Linked DNA regions of Mus musculus: region 1 is linked to region 2. Evidence: chromatin loops called from intact Hi-C (ENCODE). Cell type or tissue: left cerebral cortex. All regions are shown on one strand. Links, peaks and the distances in the headings refer to the core of each region. The heading gives the core; the rest is flanking DNA. Region 1 overlaps Afg1l (AFG1 like ATPase). Region 2 has its middle 47 kb from the start of Ostm1.

Region 1 (5,374 bases), core at 201-5,200, 310 kb after region 2:
ACGTGTGATGCAGCTGTACACTCCCGGTAATTAAGGAAAACAAACGCTCTTTGCAAACTCATTATAGATTTAAAGTTCCTTAAGTTTCCATCAGGTTTCCACAGAAACAAAGAGTTTGAGACAATAGTGGGGAATGCACAAACCATCGAATAAGTGGATTTTAATTGTTCCTGTCTCGAAAATTATCCAGATAACCAGGCACATCAAAGACTATTAAACTTTTTAATTGTTCAGGTAGAAAGACGGAGAATGTCATCATTATCTCGCAGAAGAACCCGCTGTAGATAATGCTACTTGAATAACATACTCAAGGATACTACTAAGTGAAGTGCCATTTAGTACTCAGAAGTAATCATGGGTTTTAATTATTCATAGGGCACATGGCATGAATTCACAATATCAGTTATGGTTTCAGAAAGTATCCTATGCTGCGGCTTATGCACGCAGGAGGATGAGCTGCTGCAAGGTAAAAGCACAGGTACCCGCAGCTGCCATGGCATCCCGGGGATGCCGGGTAATTTTACGTTACTGTGGTCAGAAGGTCGGAGAGCCTTCAGAGTTCTTACAGGATTTAGTATTACTCTTCATCCAAGCTATAATTGATTTAGAAGTCTTTTGTTCGTATAATCTTTTTAGACAGAGTCTCACCCATCCCAGGCTGGCCTCAAACCTACTACGTATCAAAGGATGACTTTGACCTCCTAGTCGCTTTGCCTGTACTGCCCAATGCTGAGATTATTGGCAGCTGGAGGAAGTCTTGTGTTTATGACTTACATACAACGCAAGCCTTTGTTCCTTTCTGCTAGGGACCGAAGAAGGTAAGGTAGTGGTGCCCCTCTGAGCCTCCAAGTCTTGTACAGCGATATAGTAAAGGTGACAATGGCGAACCTAAGGAGATTTAGAACCTTCCAAGTTTTTCAGTGCAGTCACGTACTCCTTAACGTCAGTACGGGCTCTGAGAAATGCTTCAGTAAGCAGTTTTGTCAAGTGAACACCATAGGACGTGCTCACGAAAGCATAGGCTCAATGGAGAATCTATTGTTCCTGAGCTGCCAACCTGCACAGTGGGTCACTGCACTGAATACATACCAAAGATGCTTGAAACACAGGAGCAAGTGTTTGCATGGGAAGGTGGAAAGGGTACAGAAAGCTACTAAGATACAGGGCATTTTCAGCTCCTTTATAATTTCATGGACCCCTGTTGTATATAACCCACCATTGATCAAAAACATCATCATGTGGTATGTGATTGTATTTGTATTTGTATTTGTGCTGAATATTTTACACATTGACTTTACATCAGTATTGGGAAGTATGCAGGGGACTGGGTAGCTGAAACTGTGAGATGGCATAGGAGGTAGAGGTACTACAGATGAAGGCACTCATGGGAGCCTGGAAGTCCGAGTCTGATCCCTGGAACCAGCTAAAGGTGGAAGGACAGGACCGACTCCACAGCTGTCTTCTGACTTCCACATGGCTACTCAGACACATCATGCATGTGCATGTGAGCATACATGCACACACACACACACACACACACACACCCCACCACCACCACCACCACCACCACATACATGGTGTTCAAATTATAAATAGGAATTAGTAAAGATATTTAGCCTTGCTTAACATCATCATTCTGTTTTATTCTCTTTTGTCATAATGTATTTTGCTTCTTTTATAAAATATGGAATTTTTTTTTAAAAGAAGCTCTTTAAACACAAAGCTTAATGTACTTGCAGGTAGCAGTTGGTCCCTTTCCTGCTTACATGGCTTGGGCGAAACACAGGTCTTAACACAGCTGTAAACTTTCACTACATTTCTTCCACTCAATGTTTCACATAGGTGTGTCTCCATACCGTAAAATATTTTTATGAACACCATTGTTGTTGGCAACGTCCCATCTGCATGTCTTCTTATTCACTCAGGTTCCCCATCAGATGTCAAGGTCAAGTTTGGTCACACCAATCCAAGTGTCCCTGTGCACAGAGCCCCAAGTGTCCCTGTGTACACACAGCCTCAAGTGTCCCTGTGCACAGACAGCCCCAAGTGTCCTTGTGCACACAGCTATAAGTGTCCCTGTGCACACAGCCCCAAGTGTCCCTGTGCACACAGCTCCAAGTGCCCCTGTGCACAGACAGCTCCAAGTGTCTCTGTGTACACAGCTCCAAGTGTCCCTGTGCACAGACAGCTCCAAGTGTCTCTGTGTATACAGCTCCAAGTGTCCCTGTGCACACAGCTCCAAGTGTCCCTGTGCACACAGCCCCAAGTGTCCCTGTGCACACAGCCCCAAGTGTCCCTGTGCAGTCTTTTGTTGGATCTCAATTCCTTTGTCCTTCTGATTTCTAGGTGGCTGAGTCAAGTTTATACCTTGTAAAAGGCTCTTCGTTGAGTCTGACATGTTGTTTTCTGGAATAAGTGGATAAACTCTGTCTTCAGTGAGCTGCAGGCATGGTCATGTGCTTGCCTGCGTGGAGCAGCTGTTTATTTCCTTTGCGAGGCCAGTATGTGAGACATGGCCTGTCGCTATCACGTCATCCTTCTTCAGCGATTATGGCTCCTCTGCTCTTACCTCGTAGCCCTGACACTTCATGTAGATTTCGTTCTGTGAATTGTCATTTAAACCCCACATTCATATTTCTGTTGGCGTGCTCCTAAGATGCTGCTCTCCCCTAGCACTCTCTTCACATCGGCCCATTCTTTTCTCGCTACTCTGCACTTTCAGTCATTCGCTCCCAAGTCTTCCTGCATCCTGCCAGGGTGCTACATAATTTCCTAACTTTTTTTTACTTGACTCCTGTATGTAGTAAATCATAATATTTATTTCTGGAAATGAGATGTATACTGTGGCATGAAATCTGAGGTCAATACAGGAGTCAGCGGCATCAAATAAATCACTGAATATATAGTTACATGTTTTTACCAGTAATGTAGAACTGGGAAATCTAGACCAAATTTTTCTACATGTGCTGAACTTGTTATCAATAATGAGAACACGGAATTCTGTAGTAGCTCTCGCTGGTGAGCATGGTTCCTTTAGCGATTGCTGCATAATGAATCCTCCCCAAACTCAGTGGACTACAACAATAAGCATTCATTCCTGCCCTCTGATGTCCTGGTCAGCTGGGACGGTCTTTTGATCGCTGTTGGACTAGCTTTGGCATCTGCAGTTTTGCTGATCTGAGCTGGACTCTTGTCTGTTTGGGGACCTGCCAGCTTTATGCTAGTCCAGGGTCCGTTCTCGTCAAGGCAATCAGCCTTCCTGCGTTCTCTGCAGCAGTTGATCTAGGTGTGCAAGAGCCTTAGGTGCTGAGACCTAAGCTTAGAACTCGAAACTGTCTTATGCCACGTTCTAATGGCCCCGGATTACAAACCGGGGCTGAAGAGTGGGCAGATCCCTTCACTTCCTGTCTTAGTATAGCTGGGTAATCACAGTCCATACGGGCATAGACAAGCAAGCAGGAACACGTGGAGCCGTTCCCAGGCGTCCACACCCCACATGGGCATCCTGCATTTCTCCAAAAAACATGTCAGAGGTTTTAACTTGTAATTTTCTAGAATATTTTTCGAATTGCATTGAATGGTTCCAAACGTTTTAAACACTGAATGCCAGAAAGCAAGGGATTGCATGGCAGCACTGTCTATGTATAGTCTCCTATAGTCTCCATGATGACTGGCATACATCAAAAGTGATACCGTTTGTGTATTACAGCACTATCAGCAGCAATATGTTTTCAGTGAAAACATCTGATTCTGTATGTTATAGAGTGAGAAATAGTTATCGGGTAGCTAGGCATGGTGGTACACACCTTTAATCCCAGCGCCCGGGAGGCAGTAACAGATGGATCTCTGTGAGTTTGAGGCCAGGCTGATTGACTGAGCAAAGTCTAAGTCACCAAAGCTATATAGTGAAATATGGTGTGTGTATGTGTGTGTGTGTGTGTGTGTGTGTGTGTGTGTGTGTGTGTGTGTGTCTGTGTCTGTGTGTCTGTGTGTCTGTGTCTGTGTGTCTGTGTTTGGAGACCAATGAGTTCTAAAGAAAGAACTGGGCTTCTCTCCTGGCAGGCTTGTATGTTATCAGTATATGTCTCTACTTACTCATTTCATAAATATTACGCACTTCCTACATTCTGTGCACCGTGTTAGAGCGAGCGTAGTGGAGGCCTGGGCTCCGCCCCCTGGCCATGCATTGAGGACAAGGTCTGGTACAGAAGCTGTTTGTCACCTACATAGGACTTGATGGGCAGAGGCCATGTAGAGCATGGTAGGAAGAGTGGAGGCAGCAATGTCCTTTCCTGAAGGACAGACCAGGTCAGTACAGATGTTGGCTCACTGAGGCTACCTGACCTCATGACCTCATGAAAGGATTACTGAATTGTTACTGGGTCATAGCTGCGCACTGAACGTGGCATGCTAAGGAGTGTCCCATGCGCCCTCTTCCGTGAATCTGTAAGCGACCAGCATTTCCTGAGTATGTACTTGGTAGTCAAGACATTGAGTCCTCAGGACAAGCCTGCTAGATGGAATCTCCTTCACTGGTGAAGAAACCAAACTTCAGAGCAGTCTGCTCAAGGCTGCCTGACTACAAGGAACGGGCCCAGCATCTCCAACCCCTCCATTGCCCTGCCTGATGAAACATAACTTTTCTAATTAATAAGCACTTGTGTAGCTCACCAGAGTCAGTCCTGAATTTTCCTTTCAGTATTATAGACATTTAAACAAAGCCACTATGTAAAATATTTACTAAGCAAAAACCCTCTTTGTTTCTTCCTTTTTTGCTTGTTTGGGTTTTGTTTGTTTGTTTGTTTGTTTGTTTGTTTGTTTGAGACAAGATCTCTCTATGTAGCCCTGGCTATCCTGAAACTTACTATGTAGACCAGGCTGTCCTTGAACTTAAAGAGATTCACCTCTCTCTGCCTCCCAGTACTGGAATTTTAAAGGCATGCACCATCATACCTGGCCTGTTTTCATTTTTTTTCATGGTTTTTGGAGATAGAGTCTCAAGTGTCTGAAGCCGACCTCAAGCTCACTTTGTAGCCCTGGCTGACCTTGGCTTTGATCCTCTTCCTCCACCCTCCAAGTGCTGAGACCCAGGGGTCACCACACCGACTTTCCACAGGGCTAGATGGGACTTTTTGCATGTGAGGTACTCACTCCACCAGCCAAGCCCTGCCCCGGCTCACAAGTTCCCACTTTATATTTTAAATCCATTTTATTGGCGCTTACATCCTTTGGAAACGTCTTCACTAATTAGTACACCCGTTCTTCTCTCTGGCGTTTGTAAAGAAGGAAGCCATCTTGCCCTCTATCTATGGCCTAACATGGTTTTTGTTCTAATTGGATATTTTCTTTATTTACATTTCAAATGTTATCCCCT
Region 2 (5,374 bases), core at 101-5,100:
ATCCTGTCCACCTCCCTTAAAGGGTCATTTGGCCAGTATTTGGTGCCTATGTGAGCTGGCCTACCACATAGGTCTTGGTGTGATCTCTGATCTGGTCTGAGGAGCTCCTGAACAGGCCCGACTCTACCAGTCTAGCAGGTGAAGAGACTGAGCACAGAAGGCCCTCAGAGAAGTTCCAGGCACTCGCCCCAGTGGGGAACCCCAGAGGAGGTCTAGATCCCTCAGCCAAAGCCCAAAGACACTCAGTCTGGACACCCTGGGGACCATAATGCACAGCTAGTGTTGCAGTAGTGTACAGGCTCAGCGTGTATGTGTGTGTGTGTGTGTGTGTGTGTGTGTGTGCGCGCGCGCGCGCGTGCGTGTGTATACTCGTGCAGATGAGGCCAGCTCTTGTGTAGTATGTTTAGAAGTTTGTTACCGCATGAACAGGTTTTTCTGAATATATGATATGAATAGGCTGTGCTTGGGAGTGATGTATGTAACTTAAACACATGTAATGTGGTGGGTGTGGGAAGTGACAGGTCCGAGCGGTTCCCCAGATGAATAAGGCTTCAGGCATCAAGGGCGGGTTTGGTTGACTAGGGTGACCCCAAACACTGAGCGGCAACTCCAGCTGCAGCCGTACCTCTCAGACTCCTCCAGGTCCAGCTAAGAGAAGAGGAAGTGCCCTCCACCCGGGAGCTTCTGGGAAAGGCAGAGTAACCTTTAGGCTGCAGGAGGTTCCTTGCACCTACTGAGAAACTGAAAGTAAAGTTTGGGCACTCCAAAAACCAAAAGACTTTTCTCTGCACCCACAAGGTGCGGTCAGACCCAGGCCCTTTGAGCTTTTCGCCTCCTTCCTAGGCCAGCTACCCAAGGTGATACTGGTCATGGTCCTCGCACCTTGATCTGGGAGCTCTTTGGAGCTGTTAAAGCGATCCCTCCCGAGATGCTCTGGCCGCGCCTGGGCTGGAACCCGCTTGACCTCGGCCATTTGAGAACTTTGTCCCCAGCCCAGCCCCAGCAATGGGCGCCTAGGCCAGTGTTGAGTACTGTAGGTGTCGGCGTGGGAAATGGCCGTGTTGGCTTACTCCCTCAGGTCTGGCCTGAGCTGCCCTGACACCGGCCAGGACCCGGGGACCAGCAGCGCGTGCACAGAGCACATGCGCCCTTGAGGGGGACAGTCGCCAAGCCGGCCCTAGCGGGAGGGGCGGGAGAGTTGTGTATCCTTGGCTTCCACACTCCCCCCACCCCGCTCTGCAAGGGTTTTCTTTTTTTTTTTTCTTTTTTTTTTTTTGTATCTGTGCACAGTTGGGGGCTCCCTCGCCAGCCACCCCTGGGCCTCCCCATACAGAATAAAGTCAGTCTGTATTTAATGGTCATGGCGGATGTGAGGGGGATTTGGCAGAAGCAGAGGAGAGGCCTTTCGCTCTCAAACATCTCTCCTGACGTCGTGTGAGTCTACCAACCCACCACGACCCCATATTCTTCTGCGGGTGTCTGACTCGAATGACAAGCGAGCTGATTTTTTCAGTACATAGCTGGGAAATGTACTGAGTGATAATAGAGATTTCTCTTTCATTTTTTACGCTTGACTTGGTTATTGTTGCTTTTCTTTTCCCGTGATTCCTTCTGAGGATTAGCTCTGACTTCCCCACTATTGGCGGTCAAAGTGGCCCCGACTCGGGATGACAATTGACGGGGATCAAGGGATTGCCCATTCTGTGCCTGTAAGAACGGATTCGCCAGAGAAACTCATCAAGTGGAGTCGGAGAATAAAGACCGTTCGGGGGTAAATGTATTCATTGAGAAGGGCTCTCCCAAATTGCTTCTAAGTTTTTTTAATGAAAAGTAACGATTGCAGCAATCAGCGGCTTTTTGGCGGATTACAAATCTGGAGGGAGCTGCGGCGCTGCATTGAAAAGTACCCCCGCCTTCGCACGGGGCAGGCAGTTCACAGGAGCGGCCGGAGGGGCGGGGGTCCGGTTGCAAGACAAAGGCGAAGAGTGTGGGGCGGCGCGGAGGCGGGGTGGGGGGGGACTCGGGGCGCTAGGGAGCTCCCCAGAGGAGCGGGGCGCCGAGGTGTCCCGCCAGAGCAGGCGAGGGACTGAGCCCCCACAGTCTTAAACCAGGATCAGGGAGCAGGAGAGGGTGGCTAGGGAGACCCACCGCGGCACCACCACTTTTGGGTGATTTCAGGCCTGTGGAACCCAGAAGGTATTTTGAGGAGCCAGGTCATCTCAGAGATAGGGGCACGGGAGGGAGGACACAACTGAGGTACCACCTAGCCACCCTAACCCTCACCCCTGGCCTTTGCACGCACCGACAGTTTGTTCTAAGCATGCCACATTTTTGCACAGTGGGAACGCGCTCTTCCACACTCAGGGGTCTTCTCTGGGTAAGGCAGAGAGAAGGAGGGAAAGCGGCGTCCTCCTTCCCCTGGACAGCAACAAAATATCTCCAGGCCGCATCGGACCGAGCCAAACGCTTCTAAAGGGCGCGCGCAAACGCCCTCTGCCATTGCGGGAGTCCACCCACGGGCAAAGCATTTCCCACAGAGCATTAGCAAACACCTTCCCCCTCGCCCTCCCTGAGCCCCACAACGGAGGATGTCGCCCCAGAAAAAAAAAAACGAGAAAGGAGCACAAACAGGGGTGCGAGAACAACCCGCTGTTCCCATAGCCTCGTGGGATCTGCTAAAATGAAAATTCAGGTATTTTTTAAAATAAAATATCTCAGTCGAGGGGTGGAAGGTATGTTTATCATTCCAGCTTTTTAAAAAACAAAAAACAAAAACAACAACAACATCAAAAAATCCAACTCTCTGGAGGAGAGAAGCAGCGAGCCTGGGGGGGGGGGGCGCAGGAGGAAGAGGGCCCCTCTCCTGGGCCCTCCTCAAGTGCAAGAAGAAACCCAGCAAGGCAGGTCCGCACTGATGGTTTAACTTTTTTCTTTGCAGCTTGTCAATGCGACCATTGCTTTGATGGGACGCTTCTCAAGGTACACATTTCTGAACTTCACCCTCTTTTCAAACTAACTCCCTACCTCCTTGTTAGTGGCCAGCTCTGAACTTCTGCAGAGTGTTTTTGTGTGAGTCGGGGCTCATTCACGCTGCCTTTGTAGGCCCCTTCTCTTTCAGGCCTCGGCGTGTTACACCAATTAAAGGGCGACGTGCTGTAAATGTAATGGGCCGCGCTGCGATTGTTCCTGACAGGCAACAAAACACGTAGATCCACCCCTTAGATTAGGCCGCTGAAGGGGAGGTTGAGGCCGGTCAGTTTACTGAATAGTTTGTGAACTGTAATTCTGAGGGCTCGTGTGAAAAAAAAAAAATGCTCCTACCCACCTCCCTAGACTCTCTTCTCCCCAGCAGCTCGAAGAAAGAAAGGAACAAGAAGAAAAAGTGACATCCATGGGGCAGAATGGGGTCACTAGAGGGAAAAAAAAAACCCGCATGAGGGGCTTGTTCTGACACTTGGGCAATCCAAAGAGAGCCCGCAGCTCTTCCCCTCCCCCACTCTCTGAAAGCATCCCTCCTGGCCTTCCCCACTGCTGGCCACTCCAGCCTTCTCCCCTGCAGTGGGTACTTGAAGTCAGGCTAGAAGTGAGGTCAGATTGTCCTGTAATATTGCAGAGGGATTTGACCTGGCCTTGGTAGGCCACCAATGCCTCCCTGGACGGCACTGAACCTTTAGCCCTTGGCTTCTAGTCCCCCCCAACACACACACACACACAACACCCCACACACACATCCAGGTTCTGAAGAGCCCCTATCTGCCCACCCTAGCAGCTGCCTGGGCTATCTCCTAGGAGTTCCTCCTCTCTAGGTGTGCTGCTCTCTAAGCACCTGAACTTCAAGGAATAAAGTATTTCACAAATTCTGAAGCCCAGAGAAGCAACTTGAGCCAGGTTCCCAAGGAAAATCTCTTCACTCCAGCAGATCATGTCCTCCCAGTTTCTGGGACTGTCTGTCTGTCTGTCTGTTTTTCTGTCTGTTTTTCTGTCTGTCTCTTCTAATTAAGAAAAATGTTTTTGTTACACATATGTATCAGTTTGTGTGTGTGTGTGTGTGTGTGTGTGTGTGTGTGCGCGCGCACTTGTAAGAGTGTATGTGTAGGTCAGAGGACAACTTGCAGGAGTCGGCTCTCTCCTCCCACCAATCAGACCTAGGGATCAAACTCTGGGTTGTCAGGCCTGGCAGCAAGTGCATCTACCCATTGAGCTTCCCTGCAGGCTCCTGTTCTTTATTGCCCTAGGTAAGCTCAGCTCTAAGGGCTTAGAAGGGTTCCTGCACACCGGGGAGTCAGTTCTCTCCTTCCACCACGAAGGTCCTAGGGACTGGAACTCCAGTTGTCAGGCATCCCTACCCACTGAGCAATCTAATCTTACCAGCCCATTTCCCCATTCCTACGAAACTTCCCCAGCTACTCCTCGAAGCGCATCCCCAACTCTTGTCTGTCAATTTCCACCCTAACTCCACTGCCCTGCTTTCCCAAGAGACACTTTCCTGAAGCCATCCCAGGGTGCAGAGACCCCAAGAAGAGACATGTAGAGAAACCAAGCAAAGCCTAGGGTAGGTAGAGCCGAGGCAGGCTGGTGAGAGGGCAAAGGACAGACTCAGGACAGGCTGTGGAGCTAGGCAAGGATGCTGGGTAGTACTTGCCGCAATAAAGAGCTGTTTGTCCCTTGCTGTTCTGGAAAGCAGTGGCACACTCCTTGCCTCTTTGTGTCTCTCACTCCTGTTTCCAGTATCTGACATACGAGCCAAGGGACACCATCAGAAGTATGGACCAACAACACCTCCCATCCAGCCTTCCCTGCCCTGCACTGTGTCCTGGTGCCGAGTGACAGAACACAGGTGCCTGTCCCCGTGCTTTTATTCTCAGTGACACCCTAATGACACTACTTCTGTGCTAGGAACAAGTAACACTCCTTGACAGGTGCGCAGTGAGAGAATTTAACTTCTGGAAGCAGGGGATCTCTTGTCCCCTCAGTTCTGGTAGCCCCAACTTGGAGACCATGACCCAATAGAACTGACACCTCTGTTTCAGTGGAAACCAAGATAACAACACTATTTCGCTGTAGTAACTGGTTGTTGAGAATAATTTGATTTTGGCCAAACGGAGACAGCCAAGTCAAGGGTGGGCTGGAGGCACACTTTTAAAGGCTACAGACCCAGCTGGGCAGAGTGGCACATGCCTTTAGTTCCAGCACTTGGGAGGTAGTCAGGGGCAAGCAAAACTCAAACTCCCCTCTTCTCTGCAGGGCCTTCTTTTGGCCCACATCCTTCCCCACCCAAGGCAGGCAGGCCAAGGCTTCTGCCATCCTTCACACTTGGCTGCCTATGTCATGCCTAAGAGGCTCTTCTTCCAAGCAGTCCATTCTCATGTTGCAC

What was found. A loop is a pair of places that touch in the nucleus more often than their neighbours do. Peaks named below come from ENCODE experiments on the same cell type or tissue, not always from the same donor. Only the 100,000 strongest peaks of a DNase experiment are listed, where the experiment ranks them.
Region 1: a loop joins it to region 2, with 4 times the contacts of the local background. A loop is called at or near these places in 13 of 42 quality-filtered maps.

The regions. Positions count from the first base shown.
Region 1 is chr10:42,320,920-42,326,293 of GRCm38, reverse strand. All of the region lies in intron 10 of Afg1l (AFG1 like ATPase), which reads left to right. Among named protein-coding and RNA genes, the nearest start is that of Foxo3, 47 kb to the right of the region's middle. In left cerebral cortex, for the core only: no CTCF peak of the experiment used is centred there; a DNase peak (open chromatin) is centred at 3,211.
Region 2 is chr10:42,628,917-42,634,290 of GRCm38, reverse strand. No RefSeq gene overlaps it. Among named protein-coding and RNA genes, the nearest start is that of Ostm1, 47 kb to the left of the region's middle. In left cerebral cortex, for the core only: no CTCF peak of the experiment used is centred there; DNase peaks (open chromatin) are centred at 1,501, 1,574, 1,637 and 3,119; H3K4me3 peaks cover 1,602 bases.